Linked DNA regions of Homo sapiens: region 1 is linked to region 2. The links are chromatin loops, found by intact Hi-C in ENCODE. Cell type or tissue: IMR-90. All regions are shown on one strand.

Region 1 (2,500 bases), 280 kb after region 2:
TGGGAGGCTGAAGGAGGAGAATTGCTTGAACCTGGGAGGCAGAGGCTGCAGTGAGCTGAGATCGCACCACTGCACTCCAGCCTGGGCAACAGAGCGAGACTCTGTCTCAAAATAAATAAATAAAAAATTTTAAAAAATTATATATATACATAACTATATATATAACAATATTTAATGTGTATGTACCTAATAACAGAGTGCCAAAATATATAAGGCAAAAATTGATAGAACTGCAAGGAGAAACAGATGAATCTGCTATTATAGTTGGAGACATCAACACCCCTCTATCTGAAATGTACAGATCCAGCAGGCAGAAAATCAGTAAGGACACAGTTGAACTCAACAGCAGCACCAGTCAACTGGATTTAATTGATATACACACTACTTCATCATCCAACAAGAAATAGAATATACATTCCTTTCCAGCTCACATGGAACATTCATCCACGGAGAGACCACATTCTGGGACATAAAGTATACTTTATTTTTTAAAAATAAGTCTTACAATATTACCATGCAGAGCACAATGGAGTTAAACTAGAAATATATAATAATATATAAATACAGATAGCTGGCAAATTCCCAAACATGTGAAGATTAAAAAACACACTTCTGAGTAACAAGCAGGTCAAAGAAGAAATCTCAAGAGAAATTTTAAAATATTTTGAGCTAAGTGAAAATAAAAATACAACATATCAAAATTTGTAAAATGCAGTGATGTTACCAAAATGGCAGAGTAGAAGCAATCTGAGTTGATTTTCCCGTACAGAAAATGAAAAACAACTATACAGTGACAACATTATCACCATCAATATTCCAGAACTCAAAACTGAGGCTGTGACAATCCTTGGTGTCACAAAAAAGTGAAAAATTAAGAGAGAATGGACTTTTCTATCCATGATGCCCCTCGACTTCTCTATCCATGATGCCCCTCCCTTAAGTTATTAGGCACTGGATAAAAAAGTCTCCCAAGACTTACGGTTCCTATCCTGGAGAAACTGAGACTAAGGTAGACAGCCAGTTTCCCTACCGTCTAGGGTTACTATGCAGGAAAGCTGTTCCTGCCTCAACCCACAGGAAGCATTGCTAGTGCCTGTTGGGAGAAAATCTGAAGACAGCTATGGACAAACGTGGAAGTAGGGCTAGCAACTCCAGCAAAGGAAACTTGGGGCTGCTCTTCATCTCAGCCAAAGGAGATGCCAAATCAGAGGGACAGTGGATCAGCAGCAGTAGGAGGCACATTCCACGGGTCCTCTGCGCACAAACTCCTAGCTAATTCCCTTCCCCACCAACCCCAGCCAGGGAATCCCCTTTGGAACATCCCCTAACCCAAGATGGTCAGTGCGCCGAACGTTTGTGAAAGCCAGGCAAACCTGGGCTTAGGGTGCCATCTAGTGCTGAAAAGAAGGCAGTGATCTAAGTCTAAGAGAATGCAACAAACGACACCTGAAAGACCAAGCAAAGGCAGATAGCAAAAACTAGAATAAATAACAAATCAATATGAAGACATAAATGTACATCTGTAAGAAACAACATCAAACAGGGAACCACGACCTTCCCAAATTTACAAAGCAAGGAGCCAGTGACACCCTACCAACCTGAGATGAAGATGTGTAAGTTCTCTGATCAAGAATTCAAAATAGCAATTTTGGAGAAACCTGGGGAACTCCAAGATAGCAGAGTAAAACACTTTAGAAACTTACCAGAAAAATTTAACAAACAGATTAAAAAATTAAAAAAATAGAAATCTTGGAACTGTGAAATACATTGGCTGAACTGAAAATGCATGAGAGGGTTTTGACAGAACTAATCAAGCAGAAGAAAGAATCAGTGAGCTCAAAGACAATTTGAAAATATATAAAGAGAGGAGACATAGGAGAGTAAAAAGGAAGAACACATATAAGATCTAGAAAATAGCCTAAAAAGAGCAAATTTAAGAGTCATTGGCCTTCAAGACATAGTTAAGAAAGAGCAAGGGGTACAGAGCTTATTCAAAGAAATAATAACAGAAAACTTTCCAGATCTATAGAAAGATAAATATCCAGGCATAGGAAGGTCAAAGATTACCAAACAGATTAAACTCCAGTAAGACTATCCCAAGGCATACAATAATCAAATTCTCAAAGGTCAAAAACAAAAAGAGGAGCATAAAAGCAGAAAAAAAAGAAGCATAACATATAAAGAGCTCTAATTCATCTGTTAATGGACATCTAGTAGAAACCATACATGCCTGAATGGAGTGGGATGACATATTAAAAAGCTAAAGGAAAAAAAAAAACTGCCAACTGAGAACAGTGTCCCCAGCAAAGCTATCCTTCAACCATAAATGAGAGATAATGACTTCTGAAGACAAACGAAAGCTGAAGGAATTCATCTTATAAAAAATGTCAAAGGTAGTTCTTCAATCTGGAACAAAAGGACACTAACATGCAACAAGAAAATATCTGAAGTTATAAAAGTTATTGGTAAAAATATACAGACAAATTTAGAATACTCTAAT
Region 2 (2,500 bases):
GTGCTGGAGCTGTTAGGCAAGCGCAATGTTCAGGAAGCAGGGTTTCAGCTGGAGAGCTAGGAGACTCTCCTGCCCAGGAGGAGTGGCCTATGGAGGGCTTAATCCGCAAACTACCTTCTGTGGATTAACACTGTGCTCTCCAGGTAACAACGCCTTATCCCAGTTAAGAAGACTCCTCACCGAGTGACTCTTTGGGTGAGAACTGCAGTCACATGCTGTAAGAGAGTCATTTTGAGGTATGTTTTTTTTTGGTAGGATCCCTCAAATTATATTGAAAATACAGCATCAGTTTGCATTTGCATGTGATTTTCAGAGCACTTTCACATGTATCAGACTAGCTGACCCTCCTAACAGCCCAGTGAAGACAGATGAGGGTGAGTATTTTTGTCTTCATTTTACAGATGAGAAAATTGGACTCAGGAAGGTGAAGTGTCCTGCTCAAAGGTCACCATACTGGGTGGCGGTGGAGGAATTCACTCTCAGAGCTTCTGATACTCTGTCATTCAGCGCTGCTTCCTAGGCCAGCATTTCTAAACGCTCTCCTTCCATTCATTATAAAAGGAGCACCTTAGTAGCAGGAGCATATCTGGTTCATTCTGGCATCGCCAGTGCTGGCGTATTCTGGATGCTTCATGTCTGTTTGTTAAGCAAATGAATTTTTAAATCCCCCCAGAGGACTTGGGAAGCCGTGAGGCAGCCGCTATCAACTCTTCTTTCTTGTTTTTCTTCCCAAGTACACTTGCACACAACACACACCAACACAGATGCACACACACACACACTACACACACACACACACTGTCTCACACATTCTCTCTCTCACACACACTCACACACATAGTCACTCTGCCCATCTCTCTGTCACACACACATTCCCCATCTCTTTCTCTCTCTCACACACACGCTCTCCCCATCTCTCTGTGTCTGTCTTACACACACTGTCCCCATCTCTTTCTCACACACACATACACACACACGCACTCTCCCCATCTGTCTCTCACACACACGCACTCTCCCCATCTCTCTCTCTCTCACACACACACACACTCCTATCTCTCTCACACACAATCTCCCATCTCTCTCGGACACACAGGCACTCTCCCCATCTCTCTCTCTCACACACATACACAGACACTCCCATCTCACACACACACACACACACACACACACACACACACACACACTTTCTCCGTCCCTCTCGCCCCCGCTCCCTGGACCCTGAAGGCTGCACTCTTGATGCTTCTTGAAAATCCTCACGCAAGGGAACACCTGAGAAACCTAAGGAACGACAGGGGTCAGAGGAGCCCTAACATGTATGAGGAGACCCGAAATGCTCCCTGGGGCCGGCTTCTGAGTTAGAGGGAGAATCTTTACTGACTGCTGGCAGCGTTGGGATTGTCCCTCTCGCTGTCCCCGGATTTGTTCTCCCCAGGCCGGGGCCCGCTGGAAGAGACTGCCGTTCAGCGGGTGTGCAGTGACCGCAGAGAGCCACAAGAGGGAGCCAGTGCCGCGGGGAGCCGCCGGCCGCCGAGACCCCGGGGCTCAACTGAACCCACAAAAGAAATCTGGGCTGAGAGCCCGAGTGCACAACCAGGAGGCTTCGGGAGCAGGACAGACAGAGAGCATGAGGAAAACCAGAAATATGGAGTAAAACAGAGGGGAGACCAAATTTTAATTAACTTTAATATTAAAAAATAAATGGGTGGAGGACTTTCCTCGTTTACACTGCTCCGATTTGGGGGGGAACAAGCATATGTTTTTTTCATAATTAAGAATGAATAAACATATATTTTAAACAAACTGGAAAAAACAAACAAGGAGCGAGCAAAGAAGTAGGAAAATCTTGACGTTTCCCTGGAGTTCTGGGAAGAGGCAGCGCATTCCCAGCCTTGCCTTTGCGGTGGGGCCCTGCCCCCATTGTTCCTTCTTTACTGTTTCTCCTAAGAATTTTGCAGGCCTGCTGAGGGTTGAGCACACTACCTTTAGCTTGAAATGGAATAGAAGTGAATTAATAGCAGGGAATGTCGATGTTTTGTGATGACTCTTGGCTGACACCATTAAGATACCATTTTTACTCCCTTATGAAGATAATCCCTTAAGTGACTGATGCCATTAATGAACCATAAGCTTCATTGTTAGAACTTCATGAGAAACAATAGTAAAACTGATTTAGTTGCCTCTTGGAAGCCTCTATTGAGAGAACTTGTTTTGTGTATCTGAGGAGGCACAGCTATAAAGCAATGAGAATGTTTTTAATTAAGCATCTTAGTTCTCATAAATCTAATTGACACTTTTCCTACAAACCACGGGGACCAACAGGACTCTTATAAGCAAACCCAAAGCATTTGGCTGAGGAAATTTGCCCCCAGAGTCCATTTAGGAAAAAAAATAATAATAATAATAAATCAATTTATGTCATGCCTCTTCGGGATTCCAAATGTTATTAGCTATATTAAAATGTGTTTTATTCATTTGAATTTAGCTGTGAGTGATGCAAAGC

The links. A loop is a pair of places that touch in the nucleus more often than their neighbours do. Peaks named below come from ENCODE experiments on the same cell type or tissue, not always from the same donor. Only the 100,000 strongest peaks of a DNase experiment are listed, where the experiment ranks them.
Region 1: a loop joins it to region 2, with 10 times the contacts of the local background. A loop is called at or near these places in 29 of 110 quality-filtered maps.

The regions. Positions count from the first base shown.
Region 1 is chr3:149,935,804-149,938,303 of GRCh38, reverse strand. All of the region lies in intron 8 of RNF13 (ring finger protein 13), which reads right to left. Among named protein-coding and RNA genes, the nearest start is that of PFN2, 34 kb to the left of the region's middle. In IMR-90, a CTCF peak has its summit at 1,390 (motif pointing left); a DNase peak (open chromatin) is centred at 1,373.
Region 2 is chr3:150,220,435-150,222,934 of GRCh38, reverse strand. No RefSeq gene overlaps it. Among named protein-coding and RNA genes, the nearest start is that of LINC01213, 17 kb to the left of the region's middle. In IMR-90, a CTCF peak has its summit at 1,494 (motif pointing right); no DNase peak of the experiment used is centred here; H3K4me3 peaks cover 175 bases; H3K27ac peaks cover 216 bases.